Linked DNA regions of Homo sapiens: region 2 is linked to region 1. A link is an interaction called in ENCODE POLR2A ChIA-PET data of the cell type or tissue named here. Cell type or tissue: GM12878. All regions are shown on one strand. Each heading gives the region's core, and the rest is flanking DNA. Links, peaks and the distances in the headings are about the cores only.

Evidence for each region. ChIA-PET counts read pairs that join two places held together with the same protein. Peaks named below come from ENCODE experiments on the same cell type or tissue, not always from the same donor. Only the 100,000 strongest peaks of a DNase experiment are listed, where the experiment ranks them.
Region 2: POLR2A ChIA-PET joins it to region 1 with 13 read pairs; 4 of 35 experiments call an interaction of 5 or more read pairs at or near these places.

Annotation. Positions count from the first base shown.
Region 1 is chr1:160,762,078-160,774,869 of GRCh38, forward strand. It overlaps LOC105371470 (a long non-coding RNA gene), which reads right to left. Exons shown (of 3, transcript NR_188636.1): 3 at 10,633-12,792. Among named protein-coding and RNA genes, the nearest start is that of LY9, 28 kb to the right of the region's middle. RefSeq lists enhancers at 5,866-5,915, 5,946-6,395. In GM12878, for the core only: a CTCF peak has its summit at 6,433; DNase peaks (open chromatin) are centred at 5,733 and 6,384; H3K4me3 peaks cover 610 bases; H3K27ac peaks cover 2,295 bases.
Region 2 is chr1:161,122,299-161,135,090 of GRCh38, forward strand. It overlaps DEDD (death effector domain containing), which reads right to left and starts at 10,369. Exons shown (of 6, transcript NM_032998.3): 1 at 10,253-10,369; 2 at 8,517-8,549; 3 at 1,840-2,228; 4 at 1,541-1,648; 5 at 777-923; 6 at 1-225. The coding sequence starts at 2,164. It also overlaps a transcript of NIT1 not described here. RefSeq lists enhancers at 1,532-2,032, 9,239-10,062, 10,524-10,833 and silencers at 9,884-10,103, 10,154-10,503. In GM12878, for the core only: no CTCF peak of the experiment used is centred there; no DNase peak of the experiment used is centred there; H3K4me3 peaks cover 1,792 bases.

The DNA.
Region 1 (12,792 bases), core at 4,029-9,028:
TCCAAACAATACCCCTGTCTGCTGCTGACACTTCAAGCACCATTGGATCTGCTGGAGCATGTGGCCTAAGTGGTAAAACAGCTTACACAGCAGCCTAGACCCATTGCAGAGCCTTCTCTTGTTCTGGGCCCCACCCAAAACTGGAAGCTTTTTTGATCACTAGGTAAATGGGCCAGAATGAGGAATATGTTGTCTCAAAAATCCGAAGTGGATCACTCGGCATTGTGCCACTTTCTTGGTTCCAGGAGGGTCCAGATATAACAAGTTATCTTTCACCTTAGAAGGGATAGCTCTGTCTGCCCCATATTGCTGAACCCCTAGAAATTTCACTGAGGTAGAAGACCCCTGAATTTTAGTCAGATTTATCTCCCACCCTCTGACATGCAGAGGTCTTACCAATAAGTCTAGACTAGATACCACTTCTCACTCACTAGGTCAAATCAGCATAATGTCATGAATGCAACTGACCAGTGTCATATCCTGTGGAAGGGAAAGGTGATCAAGATTCCCTTAAATATGATTATAACACAGGGCCACAGAGTTGATATTCCCCCAAGGTAGGATATTGAAGGTATACTGCTAGCCTTGTTAGCTAAAAGCCTACTGTTTCTGGTGGGTCTTATGGATAAGAATGAAGAAAAAGGCATTTGCCTTAAGAAAATAAAAAAAGGTATTTGTCAATTTAAAAACAAAAGCTACATACTAGATACCAAGGAGTATGTTAATTACTCAAACAGTAAAACCACATCTGGTATGGCAGCTGCAACTGGAGTGACCACCTAGTTAAACCTATGATTATCCACTGTCATTCTCCAAGATTCATCTGTTTTTTGCACAGGCCAAATAGGAGAGCAACGAGGATGTAGTGGGAATCACCACCACCCCTGCATATTCCAAGTCCTCAGTGATGGCACCTGTCTCTGCAATCCCTCCAGGGATGTGGTACTGCTTTTGATTTACTATTTTCCTAGGTACACCCATTTCTAATGGCTTCCACTTTGTCTTTCCCACCGTAACAGCCCTCACTCCGTAGGTCAGGGAACCAATGTGGGGACTCTGCCAGCTGCTCAGTGTGTCTATTCCACTTATGCATTCAGGAACTAGGAAAATAACAACAGAATAGGCTCAGGGACCCACTGGACCCACTGGGAAATGGATCTGAGCTAAAACACACTTGACCTCCATAAGCCCCTACTCTGATCGAAGGGCCACAGTGATGTTTTGGTCTTCTGAAATCAGTGTCAGTTCAGGGCCAGTGTCCAATAGTTCTCAAAAGATCTGACTATTTCCTTTTCCCCCATGCACTGTTACCATAGTTAAAGGCTATAGGTCCTTTTGGAGAAGGCTGGGAGAAAGATTAACAATATGAATACTCTGTTGTATACCAGGGTCCTTCCTCCAGAGAACTCGGTCTCCCCCTTATTCAAGAGGTTTTGGATCTGTAAACTGGCTCAAGTCTAGGAATTGATTCAGGGACTGTGACTGTTTTTATGAATTGAGTTAAACTTTTGTTCACTTGATCTAAATTTTTTTTTCTTATACAAATCAAGTAAGAATTTAGTAGGCTTCCTATCTGTTTTTCTTCTGGGAACACCATCATTACCTCATTAGTGCCACAGGTCTGCACAAGTCAGACTATTCTGATTGCTGCTTTGACTCTGCTGTCTATTATGGTAACTACTCCCATTTTGCCTTTGGCGGTTCAATACCACACTTGGCTCCTGCCACCTAAGGTCCAATTATTCCCATTGTGTTTAGGTTTTCCAGTTGAGTGGCTGTGGTTCCCACTGTAAGATGTAATCAAAGTGAAGAGTGATCGTGGAGCTCTCCAAGGATGCTGGGGCTCCCCTCATAAATTTATTTCTCATAATGTGTAAAAGTTACGTCTTCTGGATACTCCCAGTGTGGGTGAGTAAGTCTTAAATAATATATTCATTCTAACATTCGAATCTCTCAAAGTCTCTGATCCTTTTCTCTACACTAAACAAGGGAGGTCAGGCATTTCCATTTCTTACGGTGGGTAAATTTTGGTCCGTGATTTCAATCTACCAGACAACCTCTTGGGCCCTTTCAAACATCATGAGCTGCAACACTAAATGTAGAATCTCTGCTCAGTCAGCATATTAACTAATAAATAAAGTGAGACCCAACTTTATGTTCCTTCTACCATTACCCCACACCCTTATTATCCATTCCCACAGGTTTCCCAGATTTTTGTTTATATAAGTTAGAAAACTCATGTAGTTCTTTTGGAATATAGTGCACCTCCTCATGGGTCCCACTTTGTACCTCATCTTTAGGGGCCTCCTGGGACTTGAGTTTAGTTATAGGTCTCAAAGCAAAGAGGGGTGGGGAGAGTGGGTCCGGAATCAGTAGTGTTTTGCATGGTAATTGCCTTAGGGGAAGGCATTACTCTTTTCTTTGGCAATGTGGCACCTCAGAAGGAGGTGGAAAGACCAAGACCACTGTGGGTGGGGAGGCTACTTTCACTGGGGATGAAGGAGGACTTTTCCACTGGCAAAGAAGGTTCATAAGCATATAGGGGCTGAATATCCCCAGCTCTATCATGGTATTCCCAATGTCTCTTTCTCAGCTTACAGGATATCATTCTTTCCCAATGAATGCCATCGCTTTAACAGTAGACACCCTGCAAGTTTGGGAGTTCAACTTGTATTGTAATTCAGCCAATCACAGGATGAGGTTCTGCATTTGGTTTTCAGCCTCTCAGCTATAGGAGATAAGTCTCTTCTTCAGGGCACACTACAAGCTTTTAGGTCATTTATGCCATGCTCCAGTTGGGATATATATATATATATATATTTTTTTTTTTTTTTTTTTTTTGAGATGGAGTCTCGCTCTGTCACCCAGGCTGGAGTGCAGTGGTGCCATCTCAGCTCACTGCAACCTCTGCCTCCCAGGTTCAAGCAATTCTCTTGTCTCAGCCTCCCAAGTAGCTGGGACTACAGGTGCCCGCCACCACACCCAGCTAATTTTTGTATTTTTAGTAGAGACGGGCTTTCACCATGTTGGCCAGGCTGGTCTCGAACTCCTAACCTCAGGTGATCCATCCACCTCGGCCTCCCAAAGTGCTGGGATTACAGGGGTGAGCCACTGGGCCCAGCCTCCAGTGGGGAATTTAAATCCCCAAGCTCATCCCTTTCTTTCACCACTTTGTCCATTGATATTAGGAGAAACCAACCAATGTCATTGTGTTCTCTTATTTTCTAAAAATGTTTAAAAGTATCATATACAGAGTAAATGAGCTCCTTGCTTCATATAAGTGATTAGATATAAGTTGATTAGAAGTATTCAGTGCAGATATTTTTCCTATCTCTATATAAATAGTGTATGTCACAGACTATCACTGCTTTCCTTACTACTAGAAATAGTCATTAGTATCTTTAAATCTAATCAGATTGGAGAGCCAATTCCAGAGACTCCAGAGCCAATTCAGAATAACCATTCTTAAAATTGTTTCCTGTAGAACCACTCTCAGTACCAAACTCTATATTAGCCAGGGTTCTCCAGAGAAACAGAACCAATAGGATGGAGATATATGCATGTATAAAGATTTATTATAGGCATTGCCTCATACAGTTATGGAAGTCAAGGAGGTCCCATGATCTGCTGTCTACAAGCCAGAGAACCAGGATAGCCAGTCGTATAATTCCGTTTAAGCCTGAAGACCTTAGAATTAGGAGGCCAGTGGTATAAGCCTCAGTCTGAGTCCAAAAGTCCAAGAACCAGGATTGTCAATGTCTGAGGGGAGGAGAAGATGGATGTCTCAACTCAAGCAAAGAAACTAATTTCCTTCCATCCTTCACCTTTCTGTTTTTATTTTATTTTTTAATTTTTATTTTAGGTTCAGGGGTATATACGCAGATGTGTTATGTAGGTAAACTCGTGTCATGGGGATTTGTCAGGTAGATTATTTCATCTCCCGGATACTAAGCCTACTATTCAATCATTATTTTTTCTGCTCCTCTCCCTCTTCCCACCCTCCACCCTCAAGTAGGCCCCAGTGTCTGTTGTTCCCTTCTTTGTGTCCATGAGTTATCACTTAGCTTCCACTTATAAGTGAGAACATGCAGTATTTGGTTTTCTGTTCCTGTGTTAGTTTGCTAAGGATAATGGCCTCCAGCACCATCCATGTTCCCGCAGAAAACATGATCCCATTCTTTTTTATAGCTGCATAGTATTCCATGGTATGTATATATTTTTAATTGACAAATGATAATTGTACATATTCTTGGAGTACATAGTGATGTTTAGAGCCATATAATTTGTAGTGATAACATAAGGGTAATTAACATACTTGTCATCTCAAACATTTATCATTTCTTTGTGTTGGGAACATTCAATGTCCTCCTTCTAGTTATCTAAAACTGTACATTATTGTTAACTGTAGTCATCCTAGAGTGGTATAGAACACTATAACTTATTCCTCTTATTCCTCCTATCTAGCTATAATTTTGTAATCTTTAACAAGTCCTTCCTTATCCCTCCTCTCTGCGTTTTTGTTCTATTCAGGTCCTCGATAGATGTGTGATGCCTGCCCTCATTGGTGAGGGCAATCTTCTTTACTTCATCTACTGATTCCAATGCTGATGACCTCTGAAAACACCCAGCAACAATATTTTATCTGGTATCTGAGCATCCCTTAGCCCAGTCAAGTTGACACATAAAATTTACCATGACAAGGACCAAGAGTTGTTTTCCCTCTGCCAAGGTAGATCCTGTATAAGGCAGGGACAGCCGCATGGGATAGCTTCCAGAAGGGACAATCCTGGAGCTGAGTTAGTCTGGGAAGAAAGCAAACAAGATGAGGACAGGGAGAGATGAAGGTGAGGCCCAGAGGCTAACCACTAAGATCTCCACTTCAAAGATGGGCAGACAGCAAGGCAAGTGGTTGAGGCAGTTAAGAGGAGACATTGGTGTGGATCCTGGCTCTACTTTAGGGCTGAGGCTACCTAAAGTTTTTGCTTTTGCTCTTCCATGCATACCACCTCCATCCCAAACAAGGCAGAATAAAAAACCAGGGGTGAGCTGGCTTAGAGCACCAGGAAAACGAAAGGAAAGGATGTGTAATTAAAAAGGGGAAAAAGAAGAAAAAACCCATGCTACCCACAGTGGTTAGTCACTAATCTGCATTACTTTCACCACACTGAAAACTTGGAGAGGAGAGAGGAAGAGATACAGAGAGGGGAGGGGGGAGAGAGAGAGAGAGAGAGAGAGAGAGAGAGAGAAAGAGATAGAGAAAGAGAGAGAGAAAGAGAAAAGCAACTCTGGACGTCATGTATCTTCTCTTAGTCCTATGACCATGAGCAAAATGCTTAGTTTCTTGGAACCTCAGTTTTCTCTTCTATAAAATGTGAAAGATACTTTCTACCTCATAGGATTGTAGTGAGATTAAAGGTAAAGATAATCATACACGTAAAGTGTTCAGCAGAGTATAACATCACAGTCCTTCGACAGAAGTTACCTCATCATAAAGAGACTACTGGCTAATTATATAGATTCCATTCAGAACTGAGCCTCTAGAACTTTAAGTATAAAGAGTAACTGAAGACCTGAGAATAGCAGTTAATCATATCATTATAAAGTTGAGGCATATAATAAGAGGCAGCTGACCAGTGCTCACAGATCAAGCAAAGTAGCAAACACTCCCCTCTGTGTCATTCACTCATTCACGCCACCCTTACAGAAGGCTTGTCAGCTATAAGGCTCTGAGCTGTTCCTCCCCTCACTCCTCCGGTGCTCTTTCTAGCTCCTCCTCTTTGCTGTGTTCTCCATGTTCCCTCCCAGTCACTTGCATGCTGGGACCTGTGCATCTCCCCAGGAGCAGAAGCAAGCCTTGCTGAGTCAGGCTGCTAAACGGACTTTCTGGTTCTGGAGGTTCTGCAGGCCCAACTGTCCTGTGGGTACAACTCTGCCTGTCTCCTCCTGGTCAGTTAGGGACCTAGCACAATCCCTCTGATTGCTTGGCTCTGTGGAGAGCCTGTTCCCTGCTCCCATCTCACTTGGACCCAGTGAATTTCATTCATTTCCTGCTTTGCCTGGTCCCTGGATCTGTCTGATGCCTACTGGTCAAGCCCTGGTCTGACTTCCTACCCAGCCTCATACCCTCCAATCCAGGCAGCCTCCTCGCCACTATGACAACCGTAGGGTCTGGAAGGCCCCATGGGAATGTAAGCTTCATAAACGGAGGGAATTTTTGTCTGTTTCCTTCACTTTTCTCTTCCCAGACCTAAATCAGTCCCAAACATCTATTTAAAACTTACACAGAGAATTTTGGAGCTGGAAGAGACTCTAAGGATCATGTAGTCTAACTCCCTCATCTCAGAGAGAGAAAATGAAAGCAAGGTCACAATGCAGGCTGATGGTGACAGGATCCTCCAAGCCACACAGCAAGCCCTGGGTTAGCTCACTGCTGCCTCCTCTTGGCCCAGCTGGCAAACCATGCACATATTCAGCAATTTTACTAGTCTGTTTCTTGTTTTGTTGTCTGTTTTTCAATAAAATATAGAACCTTATGAAAATACCTGCACATTAAGCTTCATGAACACTGAGGAAAACACACAGTATTTCCTCTTCTTCTTCTTCTTCTTTTTTTTTTTTTTTTGAGATGGAGTCTCACTCTGTTGCCCAGGCAGGAGTGCAGTGGTGCAATCTTGGCTCACTGCAACCTTCATCTCCTAGGTTCAAGCAATTCTCCTCCCTTAGCCTCCTGAGTAGCTGAGGAGCTGGGATTACAGGTGTGCACCACTACACCCAGCTAAATTTTGTATTTTTAGTAGAAATGGGATTTCACCATGTTGGCCAGCTGGTCTCAAACTTCTGACCTCAGGGGATCCACCTGCCTCAGCCTCCCAAAGTGCTGGGATTACAGGCATGAGCCACCGCACCCGGCCTTACACACAGTATTTCTGTAGAGTAAAACTGTTGAATGGAATCTGCTTCTTAAAGTCTTCTAAGGGAAGAATATTGAGGTAACATAATCTGAATGAGAGTCTAAAAAGAATACAAGGAAAAGAATAGCTTAGAAGGCAAAATATAAGGCTGTATGAATAGAAAGGAAATAGATACCCCTGAATTTTGTGTCCATTTTTCAATTTCCTTATTGCTTCGAAATTTAAAATAAACATCAGCAGGGATGTGAACTCTCCCTAGCCAAACCCAGAACTGTGGGAAAGGCAAACAGCAATGGATAGGTTGCTTCTCTCACAGAGACTTTCATTCATTCATTCTGTTTTTGTTTTTGTTTTACATTCACTTACTCTGTAAGACAAAGTAGCAAACATAAGAGGCCATGTTTGCTCATTCAGCTGCCAGCAGAATTTCACAAAGCCCCTGACTCAGTGACTGAGGACAGCCCTTCGGAAGGATGCCCTGAAGATGATAAGAAGGATGGAGCCCAGGTTACCACATCTCTTACCTAAATCACTGCATTTTTAGAAAAGATAAATTCAATGATCCTGGCCTTTGTCTTTTTGCTGTACATAAGATAATGGTTGACAGGATTAATCATTATGCCTCTGTAATCTATAACTAGATGTACCCTTGCACCCAAACTTTGGTGAAATTTTGCTCTTACATAACTTTTGAGCACAGGCAGAATGACTGTCACCTTATGTATAAGCTGTAGGCTGAAACACTGCTTTGGAGCAGTCTAACAGAAACTCTCCGAAAGACTCTCCTGGGTTGCCAACCTCAGTAAGACTAAATAAAACTCACTTTAATTCTTTAAAAACTTGGCTTTTCTTTAGTTGACAAGTGTTTCAGCAAGTATTTAGTGAGCACCAACTATGTGCTATGGCCAAGAAGCAGGGATGGATAAAGCATGACCCCTAACTTCAAAGAGCTCACAACCGATGGAAAAACAAATGGGTCAAGAAGCAACTTGACACAGATTGAGCCAGATGGAGAAAGGTCAATGAGTCCCCTCGAGGAGAAAGAAAAGCAAGGTCATAACACAGAGACATGTGTAGTGACCGTGGGGCTTTAATGGCTGTACTTTGGGGTGTGGAGAGAGTGGGTAAAACTACAGAGATGCCAGATTGTAGCAATCTGTTTACTTTTCGGCTAAGAAAAATGAAGGGGGCTTTTCCAACAATTTGTTTTTGCATAGTCTGAACTGTCAACTTACTCTTTCATAGGGTGGTAATCGATCTGCTCCTAAGGGTCATTAGTCGTTTCCTCCTCTTTCAACCTGTTCTCACCTCCTCCTGTCACACAGCAAGGGCATCTGGCAGCACCAAGGCAGGAAGCCTTCAGATACATACAGTTCATACTTCACACCTAAAACAATTTCCAGTAGACACTCACTTCCCTGGCTTTTTGTGGGTAAGTGGCAGGATTTGAGCTCTTCTCTTCTAGTGCAATCTCAGAGCTTTCAGTATCTTGGGACCTTTTCCAGCAGGCATTAGCTTCTCTATCTTGGGACCCTTTCCAGCAGGCATTAGCTTCTCATTTTGCTACCCCGAAGTTAGGGGCCAGGAGATGAAGCATTCCACTCCTACAAAATGCTGGTGACTTGAAGAGCTCAAAAACAGGCATTGTACTAATTCTTCCTTCTCCTTCACATTCAGACGGCAGGCTGCCGCCCAAGAGTTAAGGGGTTCTGGTTCTCTTCAGACGCAAAGAGTGAATAGTGCTCTGTGGCAGAGGTTTGTATTTATACGTCTATGCCTTTAACAATGGTGCATTTGCTCTCAGGATCATGCTACCTGGAGTCCCTGAATGACAGTTGTCTGGAATAACAAGCAAGATCACTGACAGCCCCAGAACTGCTTCCCTAGCTATGAAATTTTGTTATATCTGTAAATAAGCATAAATATTAACTAGTCAGTAATGTTGAATTTTGTTGAATGTATAATTGGACCTAGATTTGGAGAAAAGATATTCAACTCTAATTTTGTTTCAACTAAAATTTGACTGATTAGTCTCTGCCTCTTTGTTTAAACCATTCACTCTTCCTGTAGAACCCCGTGGCCCATTAAAATCCTCCCATTTCCACCCAGTCAAGTTCCTAGACCTTTGAGTTCTCTTTTTGGTTATTGTTCTTCATCTCTTGGTGCATGTGCTTTCTAATATTTTAATTTTTTTCAAAATACTACATATATATAGTTATAAAATTCAACTAATAGCATAAGACATAATAAATTTTGAAAAAAAAAAAAGCAGCAGTCTTCTGCCACACTACACCCAGAACTGCTGTTCTGGCAACTGTTGTGCTGGCAACCACTGTCAATTATTTGTTTTTTCTCATGATACTTCCTTGATATTTAGAAATGATATATTTGTTCTGTCCTTTCTTGATTTTAGACATTAGTTATTGACTTCCTGCTATGGAGATAGGTATTTGGCTCTCTCATCCACTGTCCTCCACACTCTTTAGCCACTCAGCAACACAAAGGCCTTTCTGCCCATCCCGCCAGAGTATGTTGTAACATAGCTTTTTGCTAAACTGTATTTAACATTTATGACAATAAGTATTCACATTCGAGCCATGTAGAGTATTCAATTTCCTTCCTAACCATTCTTTGTTTTTCCTATAGTTGATAATGTCTTTCACTGGGTGCTCTGGTCCTGCTGCCTCTATTAATCCCCAGTACAACAGAGTTGAGAGGTGGGAATTTTAAGAGCCCTCATGAATTGGTTAATGCCATTATCTTGGGAGTGGGTTAGTTATTGGGGGAGTGAGTTCCTAATCGAAGGATGGGTCCAGCCCCCTCCCCTCTCTCTCTCTCACACACACAAACACACACACACACACACACACACACACTCACTTTCTGATCATGTTATGCCTTCCACCATGTTATGATGCAGCAAAAAGGTCCTCACCAGATGCAGCCCCTTGATCTTGGACTTCCCAGTCTCCAGAATCATGAGACAAATAAAATTCTACTGTTTATAAATTATCCGATCTGTGGGATTCTGCCATGGCAGCACAAAATAGACTAAGACATGTCCCTTTCTGGAACTGTGTTATCCAGGGGTTGGAGTTCCTGGGCTGATTCTTTAATGGCCTTATCTTTTCTCTTTTATTTTCATCTGTTTGTCTTTAGTTCTACTTTCTGAGAGAGTTTCTTCATTTGATTTTCCAACACTTCCATTGAATTTTAGAAGTTTTCTGCTTTTTATTTATGTATTTATTGTTACTAGGGCTCTTTCTTACTCTTGGACTTTTCAGTTTTTCTTAGGCTGGCACCCTGTTTCTGTTTTTAAGTGAAAATCTTTTTATATGTCTCTAAGAATATTGTTTGAGGGATTTTATTTAATTTTCTCCTGCTCCCTGTATTATCTCTTTTCTTCCAAGTTTCTTTTTTCCCCCTGATTCATTTGGTTTGGAGATTGTCTTTCATGTTAGAGGCCTTCCCCAAATATCTTGTGATCCTGTCTGCCCTCTTATATTTCCAAATAAGTCATTAACTACTTGATTGGAAGCTTTGTGTGTAATGGGTGATATTTGCCAATCCTCTCTGTGAATGAACTAGGAAATGAGCTGATCAACTGAGAGTAAGAAAAAGAAAGAGAAGCTCAAAGTTTCCCACCTAAATTTTGCTTTTGGTTCAGTTATTTGTATATGGTTCAAATTCTAGATTAACGTATCTAGCACTGCAGAGCAGCTTTCTGTCAAAACAAAACATAAATGTTTCTTTTATTTTAACTTTTTCTTTTGCTAACTGTTGAGCATTCTAGGAAACTTTTAGGATAAAGATTTAATTTGCTGCTTCTCTCCATCAAAAGCAGAAAGAGAAAACAGACAATGGTGTAGGCCCCAGATCCTTGTAAAACCTCCTAATAGTCTTCAAATCTTAAGAAAAAATATTCTCAACTCCAATTCATTCTTTCATTCATTCAGTAAATGTTGAAGTATCTATCATAAGCCAAACACTATTACCCTTTGGGTTTTTAGTTTTGAAAAAATATATATAGAAATAGTTCTTATCCTCATAGAGCTGAATATCTTGTGAGGGAAATAAACAATAAATAAGTAAACCAACAAATAAGTGTGCCAGGCATGGTGGTCTATGCCTGTAATCTCCGCACTTTGGGAGGCCAAGGTGAGAAGATCACTTGAGGCCAGGAGTTTGAGACCAGCCTGAGCAACAGAGTTAGATCCTGTCTCTATGCAAAATAAAAAGAAGAAAAGAAAATATTTGATGGCTTAAATGGAATTCCCCATTTAGAGATTACCTGGTGGTTTCCGACTGGTTAAGTCATTCTGAGTTGGTTTTCTGTTTGCTTGTGTAGAATCCCAGATTGCTAGGGCCGTCTCAGCCTAACAGACTCCAGATTATTTTTTTAAACATACATTGATTATGAATGAGAGGAAAGATCTACTTAAGTATAGTGGCCAAAGGCTGCTCCAAGGAGATGACATTCAAGCTGAAGCTGGGCTGAATCTAGTTATTTAAACATTAACAAAAACTTAATAATATATATGTGTGACAATAACAATGTTTTTATGTTCCATTCAATTTTTCTTAAATAAATAAGCTCCTTTTTCTTTCTGAACACTTAAAAACACACTTCAATAAAACATAAACAGATTATTTTAAACAGAAGACACATAGCAGTTTCCTGATAATTTTGAACTCAGTTTGTAAATGAAATAGGGTTTATGCCTTAATCAGTGTCAATGTCCTTCTCTCACACCAGGAAATGCTGGCCTCAGGCAGCACTCCACATGCGAACTTCTTTAACTCTGTGTCTCACAGGATGGCCGCCATCTCGTACTTCTCTTCTTGGTTTCTCCCCATGTCCAGGTGAAATCTATTCAATCCCCAAAACTCCCAGAATCAAAAAAGGAAGAAATTCTTTCCTCAGGGAGTGGGGTACAAAGGAGGCTGAATGAACAATGACCACAAGTTAGTAATTGGGAGAAAAGGAAGACAGGAAGACAGAGAAACAGGGAAAATGATTTTGAAGGAAGACAAGTCAGAGGCATGGCTGGGCTGGAGGCCCCTTCAGGTAGCCGAATGTGGGGGCGGAACTGAAATGTCCATCAGGCCCCGTAGAGAGAGGGAGACTGTGAACGTCTACAGCCAATTATCATGTCTGCATGTGTCCCACAACACCCAGCGCAGATGCTTTTTAAATACTTGTCAGACCCACATTTTTTGACACCTATTACTCGTTGTGTATTAGAGATGCAGAGAACAGTAAGAATGTGTTTTTCTCACAGTTCAGTGGAGAGCACAGACACAAAAAGCCCATAATAGAACACATTCAATGTTGTCTTTGTACAACAAAATACAGAACTCTCCCAAAGTCATTTCCCAGGGCTGACTGGAAGATGAAATGGCCAAAAAGCTAGTCAGGTGCAGGTTGTGATGATTGTAACAGTGATTTACATGAGGGGTAGAAATTTATCTGGACCTCTTCTTCATTGTATCTACAATGGTTAGAACAGCACAGGGTTCATAAAAGATACTCAGTAAATACCTGTGGCTTAAATGAATGAATAATTGTTTAAATACCTTAGATAGTGGGCAGACATCATAGGGCTTTTTTTTAGTTTTTAAAATATTTACTATTTTTGATTGACAAATCACAGCAGCATGCATTTACGGTGAACAATGTGATTTTTGATCATGTATACAATGTGGCATGATTAAATCAAATTAATTAACATATCTTCACTCACCTACCATTTTTTACGGTGAGACATTTGAAATGTACTCCCTCAGCTATTTTGAACTGTATAATACATTATTATTGACCATGGTCGCCTTCTGTGCAATAGATCTCAAAACCTATTCCTCCTGTCTGTCTGAAACTATT
Region 2 (12,792 bases), core at 4,083-9,082, 360 kb after region 1:
ATAAAGAGCCATTGATGTAGTCACGCCAGAATGCATCGAGGTAGGTGAGCTCAGAGAACTTGATGTCACAGATGATGGAGCCCAGGTCCCGGGACTTGAGGATGGTGTTGGCCTGGTTAAAGCGCTCAAACTGGCGCTCAAGTGGGTCCTGCTTGTTAGAGAAGACATTGCCCTGCAGAGCAGTCTCATGCTGGCAGTATTCAGCCCGAACCCGCAGTCTGATGTCTGTTGGAAACAGAAGATACAGAGCAGAAGAGGTTACAGTAAGGGATGAGTTTACAAGCCAAGCTTGAAAACTGAAAAGCACAACAGAATAAAAAAGTAGGGAATATCACCTGACAGCTTCTCTACCTCTTCCCCAGGACTATTTCTATGTATCTCTGAAATCCTTGCCTGAATGCAGGAGGTTCCCTTAAACGGGACATGCCGAGGTCAGCACTGTTCCCATTACTCACAGGTAGCAACTTGTTTATAGGAGATATTTTCCTAATTACCAGGCATAGAAGTTCATTTTAATACTCGACTTGGCTCATCCTACAATAAGGATGTCATAACAACATCCCTGTGATGTAGTATTAACTAACAAGAGTTGAAATGTACCCTGCCACAATCATAAAGAGCAGTTCTTCCACCAGACACCAAACCATTCAGCCTCACTTTGCAATGGCAATCAAAGTGAATCTCACACTGAATAGCATAAACTGCCCAGTGTCCCAGCAGTTCTTTATATTCTCCTTCAAGTCTGCTCCATCTCTGGAACCCTTGAACTTCCTCACCACATGTCTGCTTCTCCTTGGGATCTGGTGTCACTGACTTCCGGCGTTTTCGCTGGCTCCCAAGTGTGGCTCTCCCTCGGGCTGGCCGCTTGCTACACATCTGAGGACCCGAAGTGGGGCAACACACCACAGGATAGTGGGGAGGCACTGACCAGAAAGTAAAAGGGAAGAAAACACAGTAGGGTAAAGGCAGAAATTCAAACACTTCTGTTGGAATGAGGAAGGAATCATTTAGACTTAGCACTAAAAGCAGTGGAAAAATGTGACTTGAAAAGACATGTGAGACCAGGTGCAGTGGCTCACGCCTGTAATCCCAGCACTTTGGGAGGCCAAGGCGGGTGGATCATGAGGTCAGGAGATCGAGACCATCCTGGCTAACACGGTGAAACCCCGTCTCTAAAAATACAAAAAATTAGCTGGGCGTGCTGGCGGGCGCCTGTAGTCCCAGCTACTCAGGAGGCTGAGGCAGGAGAATGGCGTGCACCTGGGAAGTGGGGCTTGCAGTGAACCGAGATTGCGCCACTGCACTCCAGCCTGGGCGACAGAGGGAGACTCTGTCTCAAAAAAAAAAAAAAAAAAGACAAGACATGTGAGAGCAAATACAGGACCTAGGAGAAATGTCACCTCGCCTGATTTTTTTTTTTTATGGGGCAAGATGTGGGCGCACAGCATCCTTTCATTTAAGCTGGCAAAGCCCAGAATGTGATGGGATCAGTGTCCTTTTACTTGATGATGGAAAGCAGGGGGAGTTAATGTCTTCTCACCTGTTTTAGAGGGCTGGGGAGGCCTTGGTTCTGGATCACTGAGGGCTCTGGGGGTCACATAGCGAATTGATGTCTCCTCCAGATACTTGTCTACAAGATCAGGGCACACTGTAGGAGGAGAAGTAATCATTCAGGAAAATATACACCCTTCCCTTCTGTCAGTCCAAACCCCCAGTGGGCCTCACAACTTACTCTAAGTACTCCCCAGGATCAATGTGTCCTCCCCTTTGGACGCCTATGCTGCTCCTTCCTGGCCTCCCACAACTCTTCCCTGATTCCAGCCCCTAATACTTCCTCACCAGCCCGTCTCCTCTTGAGGGTGACGTAGGGCAGCAGGTCGTGGCGAGTGATGATGCGCAGCAGCTGCAGCACCTGGCGAAAGTTACTTTCATCACAGCGGCCCTGGCGCTCCAGTGCCAATAAGAAGTCACGTCCATTTCGGATGAGTCCACGCTCGTGGTCATCAATGACATCAACAAAGAGGAAAGAAAGCACGCGCACATCTCTGTGTGTCAGATGAGTGCCCACGATGTCAAACATGCGGTGCAGGCTGTACAGCCCATGTTCCTGCTCACCATGCTCTTCTGGCCACACCTGGCTTGCCCGCCGCTTTAGGCCCGCCATGCTGGGGGCTCAGGTACGCAATGCTTTCCAGAATCCCTGCTCAGCAGCTGCAATCCCCACCGTACTGAAAGGGCAGGGAAAGAACCGATGAGACACTCAAGGGCAGGAACTAGTCTCATGCATTCCCATATTCCCAGTTGCTAACAATGCCTGGCACAGTATAGTGCTTTATACATGTTTATTAAATTTTTGAAGTGTTTGTTTAAAAATAAACACTGGCCAGGCACAGGGGCTCACACCTGTAATCCCAGCATTTTGGGAGGCCAAGGCAGGAGGATCACTTGAGCCCAGGCGTTTAAGACCAGCCTGGGCAACATAGGGAGACCCGTTTCTACAAAAAAAGAAAAAATTAGCTGGGCTTGGTGGTACACGCCTGTAGTCCCAGCTGCACAGGAGGCTGAGGTGGGAGGAAGGCTTGAGGCCAGGAGTTCAAGATCAGCCTGGTCAACATAGCAAGACCCCATCTCTACAAAAAAGAAAAAAATTAGCAAGGCATGGTGGCATGTGCCTGTAGTCCCTGCTACTCAGGAGGCTGAGGCAGGAGGATCACTTGAGCCCAGGAGTTCAAGGCTGCAGTGAGCCATAATCCTGCACTGTAGCCTGGGTGACAGAGTGAGTCCCCCATCTCGGAAAAAAAAGAACTAGTTTAAATTCTGACTGTATCACTGAAAGGCTGTGTAGCTGTGTGACCGTAAGCAAGTCACTTAACTCCAGATTCTCAGTGCTGTCATCTATAAACAGGGATGAATGAATATACACCTCAGAGTTGTTAAGAATCCAATGAGAAAATCACGGGTAACCCTTATATAAATGGTTGTGAAACATTTCAAAGATACAAGCATCCTTGGCCTTTGCAGCCCAGAATCATCCCTCCACATTTTTCCTACAATCCAACCACATCAAGAAATGATAACTGCTCAGAAAGTTTATCAATATTTACCAAAACTCATGGATTTAAAATAAACATTAAGTTTCTACAATAAGCATTCTTGTAATTCTATGCCATTTGTACTCCCTTGATCTTCACCCTATTTGGCAATATCAACTTTTTTTTTTTGAGATGGAGTCTCACTTTGTCACCCAGGCTGGAGTGCAGTGGTGCAATCTCGGCTCACTGCAACCTCCGCCTCCCAGGTTCAAGCAATTCTCGTGCCTCAGCCTCCCAAGTAGCTGGGATTACAGGCACGCACCACCACGTCTTGCTAATTTTTGTATTTTTAGTAGAGATGGGTTTTTACCATGATGGTCAGGCTGGTCTTGAACTCCTGACCTCAGGTGATCCACCCACCTCGGCCTCCCAAAGTGCTGGGATTACAGGCGTGAGCCACCGTACCTGGCCTTGGCAATACCACCTTCTAAGCTTTCCTCATGGATGTCATTTACCAATCCCCTATCAATGACCAATCACAGCTCCACATTCGTTATATAGTTTGGCTCTTGATTCACAAAGTTCCTCCATCGTTATGGGCTACAGGTAATACCAATGACGCAGCCATTAATCAATTCCCAAATTCAACAACTTTGACTCAAGTCACTCATACTTACTGCTCCACCAGACAGTACCATCCTATACTGTGCACTCTCTGGTCACACTCTCCAATCACACAATCAATCCTAAATTCCTGTTAATGCTACTTCTAGATATTTCTTAAATCTATCCTACCTTTCCACCTCCACTGCCATGGTTCAGATTACAATAATCTCTCACCTGGACTACTGTAACTTTAAAAGTTCTCTGCAACACCAATCTTAACCTACCTAAATCCATCCACTGCCACATCTAGTTCAGTTAGCTGTCTGAAGTCCACAACTGACCAAGTCACTTTCCTGCTTCAGACCCATTGATTGCCCCATCGTTATCTATAAGAACACTCCAAACTCTTTTTTTTTTTTTTTTTTTTGAGACAGAGTCACTCTGTCGCCCAGGCTGCAGTGCAGTGGCGCGATCTTGGCTCACTGCAACCTCCGCCTCCCAGGTTCAAGCGATTCTCCTGCCTCAGCTTCCCGAGTAGCTGGGACTACAGGCACCCACCACCACGCCCAGCTACTTTTTGTATTTTTAGTAGAGACGGGGTTTCACCATATTGGCCAGACTGGTCTCGAACTCCTGACCTTGTGATCCGCCTGCCTCGGCCTCCGAAAGTGCTGAGATTACAGGTGTGAGCCACCACGCCTGGCCGAACACTCCAAATTCTTTACACACACATCAAGCCTTCTAAGATCAGGCCTACCTTCCCAACCTCATTTCCCATCACATCCGCTTTTTATTCTCTAACATTATCAGTTTGTTTATAGTTCACATACATCATGCAATTTCTCTATACCTTCTTCAGGCTCTTCTCTTTGCCTGAATGCCCCTCTCCCTTCTCTATTCCACACCCCCATCATCACTCTTTTTCAGATGGCTAACTCCTACTCATTCTTTAAGAGTCAGCTCAGATGCCATCTTCAAAATGCATTTTCTACACCCCCATGCAGAGATAAGTAGTCCTCTTCTGTGCGCTTATGGAACACTATGCATATCTCCTTTACACCATTTATCACCATGTACTAAAATTATTTGTGTATTTATTATCCCATTAGATCCTACTCAACTCATGGAGAGATATATTCATCTTTATATCCCTAGTGCCTAGTAATGGACAGAGCCTCAAATATAGTGGGAGCAACCCACTGTTGAACTGAACTTAATCTCCAAGAGATCACCTCAAGCAATTCCAATTAAGAAACAAATTCACAAAAGTCCAAGAGAGGACCCCATTAAAAACAGATACAGGTAATTCAGTTACCATGCATATATTCTAACTAGCCATAGCCTCCTCTGCAATGTCCAGAACTACCCACACCATACCACACCACTCTACCCTACTCAACAATTAAACAGGTTGCTCTGTCCATTTTATACAAAAAGGAACTGAGGCTAGACTAGGAAACAATAAAATAATAAGCTTCTTTGGAAAAACAAAGCTGATAGAGAAAGCTGAAGAGTAAGTAGGAACTGGTCCTTTCTTCCTCAGATGAAAAACTAAAATGAAAGCACAGAGAAACTCATTCCCTTAAGAAAAGGGGAGGTACACTCTGGGATCACTTAACCCTATACCATGGGTTCTGATATGTAGACAGGAAATGTAATCCATATATAGTTTTGAGAGCCCAGATGCCCCACCCAAAGCATGGGAAATAGCTATTCAACTATAGACTGGTATTCCTTGCCTCTTCCTCTCGATTCACCTGTTGCTGTTACTGGGTACAAATGAAGGTGCTAAAGGAAAATAAGTTATTGCTCATAGCAGGCAACATGAGAAAACTGAGCCTCCTCAGAGCCCCTGCAACTTCTCTTTGTTCCCTATCCCACCTGTTCCCTTGGGCCAGCTGTTGATTGTGAGGCTCTCAGATAAAGCAGATTGGGTAGGTTTCACATTAAACCAACCAGAAGAGCTGGTTGCTCCACAGTTCCCTAATTTAAAGTGTGCTTAAACCCCAGGAAATGAAGAAACACTGTCCCCACATACCCTCGCAATGGAAAATAAGGCAAAATACAGGAAAGCACTGTGGTCCTAATTATGTATCAATGGATGTAATTCTATAAGCTTCAATCCTTTGAAGTTAACTCCCTACATTTGAGAGGAAACAAACACACTAGCCACCTTTAAGTCCTAGATCCCAGGCTAGATCATCAATGTACTAGGAATTATAATAGCTTTTAGGTCAGTGGTTCTGAACCAGGGGCAAATTTGACCCCTGGGGAATATGTGGCAATGTCTGGAGACATTTCTGATTATTATGCCTGGTGGGGAAGGGGACTGCCATCAGCATGTAATGAGTAGAAGCCAGGGATATTTAGAAACATCCTATAGGACAGGTGCAGTGGCTCCCGTCTGTAATCCCTGCACTTTGAGAGGCCAAGGTGGGAGGAACACTTGAGCCCAGGAGTTTGAGATCAGCTTGGACAACATGGTGAAACCCCATCTCTATGCAAAATATAAAAATTAGCCTGGCGTGGTGGCATGCACCTGTGATCCCAGCTACTTGGGAGGCTAAGGTAGAAGAATCGCTTGAGCCTGGGAGGTCGAAGCTGCAGTGGGATGTGATAGCGCCACTGCAGTCCAGCCCAGGTGACAGAGTGAAACCCTGTCTCAAAAGAAAAAAGAAACATCCTGTAATGCACAGAACAGTCTGCCACAACAAAGAATCATGCAGCACAAAATGTCAATAATGCCAAGGATGAGAAACCCTATTCTAGGTGGAGCATGGTAAAGGGTCAAAAGAATGCATGTCACTTTCCACACTAGATCTAGAAAAAGCCATCTGGTCCCTCCATCCAAACCCATCAAACAACATTCCAGAAGAAAAGAAAAGCCTGTCGGACATACATGTTCATTTAACTCCCAAGTCCAACTGCACTAAGGTGTTTCATGCCACTCCAACCTTGGGTCCTCTGTCACCTGCTGTTGCCATTCAGCTGAGGAACAGGTGGTAGTTCTACATCCACTTCTGCCCCATCCCAGGAGGTCTACTTTGACCTAGTTCAATCTGGAGTTCTATGGGGATATTAGAAATGTAATCCTCTGCAAGACAGACACAAAGGATCCTGCTCGTAAGCCTCAGGGTCATCTTTAAAGTCTTGGAACTGGATGAGCAGCAAATTCTCCTTGTGAGGTCACTAATCAGACTTATATTGCTTATTCAATGAAGCAAACATAGAAATATGTAAGTTCCTCAAGGCCATGTGCTTGGGAGAAATATGAGGATACTGTCATGCAGGTTAAGAGGCAGCCCTCTCCACTTAATGCAACCCAGATAAGGGTTCCAAGAATCTATCTAACTTTAACATTAAAAGAATGTGATGAGGCCTCGCATGGTGGCTCACACTTGTAATCTCAACACTTTGGGAGACCAAGGCAGGAGGACTGCTTGAGCCCAGGAGTTCGAGACCAGCCTGAGCAACATGACACAACTCCATCTCTACAAACAATAAACAAAAATTAGCTGGGCATAGTGGGACATACCTGTGGTCCCAGCTACTCTGATCGCACCACTGCACTCCAGCCTGGGGTACAGAGTGAGACCTTGCCTCAAAAAAAAAAAAAAAAAAAGTGATGAAAGTTCAGCTGATTAGTAAAATTAGAAAAGAAAACATGACCAATTTCCTCTAAAACCAAAATATACTCGTATTTCTGTGACAGTGAAGCAAGGGAGCTCAACTTAAAACATACAGAGATTCTAGATGACAGGTATCAGAATGGTGAGGAGAATGTAACCCTCTGAACAGAAAATTAGAACTAACTCAAGTCTTGGTATCTGAAACACTGCCAAATACCAAGAGACGAAACTCCAGCACACAGAAAGTCCTGATCCCACTGACTGGTCTGGCTGTATTTGAGATAGTAACACATGAATTCTCCCCTACAGTTTCCCAAGAATAATTGATTCTGAGGAATTGTTGTATTTCCTGGAGTTTTGCTTTTTTCTTTAGAGAAGTCCAAGTCAGCCAAGGGCCAACAGTCTATAGGTATCTTCAGGATTTCCTCCTGATTGGTCCTTCTCTACTATGTTTCTACTTCCAAGCAAAGTCTGGTCTCATCCCAACCAGGAATATCTGTAGTTTTTGAGGTACTTGGCTCTCTCAGAAGCCCTTAGGGGAAAGCGACATGAAAGAAATAAAAAAGAGTGCTGTCTTGAAATGAAAATGACAGTCATCTTTTCTGAACAGGGATGATATTTGTAATTTCATAGAATTAAGAGATATCTGACTCTCTCAGAAGTCCTCAGAGGAAAAGTCATGCAGAAGAACTACAAAAAAAAGTGGTATCTTGAAACTTAAATTAAAACTACATAGAAAATCTTAAAGATGGTTAAGAGTACATTCTTGCTGGTGGGATAGGAAATGTAATCAAATATCTGGAAGTCAGAATTACATAGTATGTTTTCAAAAGAAGGATGCCAGGAACCCCCCAACAGCTGAAAGAGAAAGTTAGAGGAAAAGTTTCCCACGGAAGGAAGGTGTCCCAGCAACCCTCCAAGGGCAACATTTAGTAGACAATGTACTAGAATACAGCCTTCCATATGTTAAAAAAAAAAAATGTTTCAGAGCTGACCAAGAAGACTAGACAATAACAAACCAAAGCTGGGGGATTGTCCCAAGACATCTAAATCTCCTTCTCTTTCACCTCCTATCTCCAATTAACTAAAGACAGTGATTACAACAGATCTCATGCACTCAGATGGATGAATGATAACTCATTTTCCCTGGCATTCTCCTCCTCATTAATGGACCCAACCTCAAAATAACTCCCATGCTATTTCCATTCCCTTCCATTGTTTGAAAACAATAAAAAAGTTCCAGACTTACCTCCGCAAGAAACTTAATTTCCCAGGTCTCTTCCTAGCACAAGTTTCACAGCCAGCAGCAAAACAAAAACAAATAAGGAGGGGAAAATAATTAATTTTCAAGTTTTACTTTGAAACCTCAGAGGCCCATAGAATTAGACAATCTCGTTGCAAAAGTACACAGACAAGCCTAAAACCATTTAGAGAACTCACCCCCAACAAGTCTCCAGGCTTCCCTAACTCTCTATTAGTCAATTTACAAAAACAATACCAACTCCAAGAATTTCCAGTCTCAATGGCTTGCGGCAAGACAGCTCCCAAATTTAAGAACTTCTGGGAAAACCAATTACCCTCTGGCAGCTTCTCATCTTCCTCCACAATTCCTTATTCCTATTTTGTTACAATATTAACGTTAACTTTCACCTTTAGAAAAAACTGGGAGGAAAGTGGTTACAGCAGACCAGCACTATCCTCCAAATTCTACATTTGGCCCTTTCCCTTAACTAGCACACAATGAGAACAAAATATCTAATGGCGCAGCATCCACTCATACGTCTATGTTTCACCAGGGAAAAGTTTTTCTACATACAGTATCCATGTTACCCCCTCCCTTCCAGACTTAAAACAGCAAAAGGGTCTGGAAACTACAGCACTCATTTAATTAACCTGTCTAGATGCCACTCTATCTTTTCTCTTTCCCTCCTCAGACTTCCAGAGCCTCCACCTTAGCATATAGGGTTCCAATATAGCCATGTCTGCTCCCCCACTCTTGTATTGCTAATGCTAAAAACTAGAAAAGTCCTTTGCTCCTCCACACTTGGGCGACACCGGCTTCCCCATTTTCCCAAGCAGGAAAAACAAGGGAACAGTAAGCTAGGGAGTCTTTTGGAAAACAAACCCAGTTGAATTCTCATCCAACCCCAATTCTGCAAACCCACATGACCATTCCCTTCTGCCCTTCCCACCCTCTTAAAAGCTAAGGGCCTGGCAATTAGAATTGGCTGCAACTGATGCTGCTTAACTCTGTTCTCTCCTCCTCTCCACCGGGGAAAGGGAAACCCCCGAACCTCTATCACCCGTGCAGCTCCACTGTCCTATCTCCCATTCCACTCCCCTTCCTCCCAAACTTTCTTCCTCCCAGTCTCTCACTTTCTCCATTACCTCCTCCCACCGACACTCTCTCCATTCCCCAAGCCTCCGTTCTCTCCTTTTCCACCCAAATTCTCCCCTAGGCCCTTCCCCCTCCCACCTCCAATTTAACACTTTCGAAGCCCCCCAGAAACGTCTTAACTCCAATTCTGACCTTTACCCACCTCCTCGCAACACCCCTCATCAGAGTCCAGTCCTCCCTCCAACCACATGCCACAGCCCCCTTCCCCTTCACACCCTCAGCCTCTCCCTCCTGCTCCTACCCCCTTCAATACGAGCGGATCGCAGCCCCACTCCCCACCTCGGCCTCTCTAATACCCCTGGCTGGGCCCAGTCTCAGCCCTTGTTTACGCCCCTCCCCATGCCCTCACTCCTCCGTCTCGACCCCTGCCCTCTCCCGCAGTTGCCATCTCCCCTGCACGCCCCCCTCGGCAGCTCCCCTCCCCCACCTCTCAGCGTCCCGTCACCTCCCTCTCTTGAGGTTCTCAGGCTGGACGTCGCCACCGCCTCCCCCTCCACTTTCCTTCCCCAAGCCCTTTGCGGCCCCGCCCGGCCCCGCCCCGTCCCGCTCGACTCCCTCTCCCCACTCCGGCCGCCCCTCCGCCTCACTCTCGGCTCAGGCTCGGCGCCGCCATGTTGGATCCATCCGCGCCGCTCTCCCGGGCCTGCCTCACGGCGCCGCATCCGGGCTCCAGCAGCCGCCGCCGCCGCCGCCGCCGCGGCCGTGGGGGAGGGGACAGGCGGGCGGGGGTGGCTGCATCCTGAACGGCGCCTCCCGGAACCCGGCCGGTTAGTGGCGGCTTCGAGGCCATAGTGAGACATGAGCCGGAGTAGCCATAGTAAGTGAGGGCAGCCTGGCAGCGGCATTAATCGGGGAGTGGATAGCTTCACTTCGGGAGGAGAGATAGAGATTGGCAGCCATCTTGCTTTGGGGCAAGCTGGCAACGCCGGTTTGTCTTGACGGCTGCTTAGGGCGGTAATAAGGGATCGAAGAGGATAGCATTCTTGAATGGGAAACATTGGTGGCGCCACAGCTGGCTGGTGGCGACTTCAAGACCCACTGGAAGGCTGGGATTGGCAGCCATGACTCATAAGGGCGGAATACCACGGGGATCGGTTTGTCTGGCGAACTTGAGTGAAGGGTCAAGATCTGGATTTCACCTTTCCTCTGAGCTTCCTGATAACCCGGACGTTCCGTAAACCCGGATCCGGAGCCGAAAGTGGTGCCCAGATCCCGTCTCGGAATTCATTTGTTCAGCATTTACCTTTTGAACGCCGGTTTCCTGTAGGAAGTGTCGCCTAGCTGATCCGTGTAGGGCTGTTGGGAATTGGGGGTGGGGAGGATGGTGCGGGTACGTTCTGGTGTGGCTTAAGAAAGTGGTAATAGATAGGGGAAGACCAGATTATGCGAAGCCTTGTAAATTAATTGATTTTTATCCTTAAGGCAATGAAAAGTCTTTGAAGAATCTCAGCAGAGGTGTGAACAATTTCATTTGCATTTTAGATCGCTGCGTGCAGTGTGAAGGATGAATGAATTGAGGAGAATCAAGGAGAGCAGTTGTGAGGCTCTTTTCCAGGCAAGGATGATGATGGTCTGCCTGTGGAAGGGAGAGTGCGGATGGGGAGATACAGATTGGTTTAAGAGGTACGAATGTTGTGACTTGGACAACTGGGGAATAATGATACCAGTTTCTTTCTCGTTTAGGGGGGAGATAATGAGTTTTAGGTGCCCCTGGGATATTAGCTAATGTGGGTTGGGAACTCAAAAGAAAGGTTTGAGGTGTGTGTGCGTGTGCATATAGATAGCTGTTGAAGCCATGAAGTGGGCTGGAGAGGATACCTGCATTTGCGGGATAGGATGAGGGAAGCCGAAAAGAACACTGAGAAGGGGCAAACCGAAAGGAAAGAAGAAAACCATAGAGAACTATCAAGGAAACTGGTGAAAGCGTTTAGTGTAACAGAGATATAGTAAAATGCTAACTAAAATATATACATCAGGGCCGGGCATGGTGACTCACACCTGTAATCCTAGCTTTGGGAGGCCGAGGCGGGTGGATCACTTGAGGCCAGGAGTTCGAGACCAGCCTGACCAACATGGTGAAACCCTGTCTCTTCTAAAAATACAAAAAAAATTAGATGGGTGTGGTTGCACATGCCGGTAATCCCAGCTACTTGGGAGGCTGAAGCATGAGAATTGCTTGAACCCAGGAGGCAGAGGTTGCAGTGAGCCGAGATCGCGCCACTGCATTTCAGCCTGGGCACCAGAGCAAGACCCTGTCTCAAAAAAAATGAAATAAATAGGCCGGGTGCTGTGGCTCACTCCTGTAATCCCAGCACTTTGGGAGGCCATGGCGGGCAGATCACCTGATGTCAGGAGCTGGAGACCAGCCTGGTCAACATGGTGAAACCCCGTCTCTACTAAAAATACAAAAATCAGCCAGGCATGGCAGTGCGCGCCTGTAGTCCCAGCTACTGGGGAGGCTGAGGCACAAGAATCGCTTGAACCCAGGAGGCAGAGGTTGCAGTGAGCTGAGGTCGTGCCACTGCACTCCAGCCTGGGTGACAGAGTGAGACTCTGTCTCCAAAAAAATAAAATAAAGTAAATAAAATGTATCTATCAGATATTGCAACAAGGGCCAGGCACAGTGGCTCACACCTGTAATCCCAGCACTTTGGGAAGCCTAGGCAGGTGAATCACTTAAGACCAGGAGCTGGAGACCAGTGTGGTCAACATGGCAAGACCCCATCTTTACAAAAAATACAAAAATTAGCTGGGCATGGTGGTGCGCACCTGTGATCGCAGGTACTCCAGAGGCTGAAACATGATAATCACTTGAACCCAGGAGGCGGAGGTTGCAGTGAGTCAAGATTGCACCACTGCACTCTCGGCAACAGAACAAGACTTTGGTTTTTTTGTAAATAAAACAAATAAATAAAAAGGCCAGGTGTGGTAGCTCACACCTGTAATCCCAGCACTTTGGGGACCGAGGTGGGCCGATCACCTGAGGTCAGGAGTTCGAGACCAGCCTGGACAACATGGTGGAACTCCCATCTCTACTAAAAATACACAAATTAGCCAGACATGGTGTCGGGCACCTGTAATCCCAGCTACTTGGGAGGCTGAGGTGGGAGAATCGCTTGAACCCAGG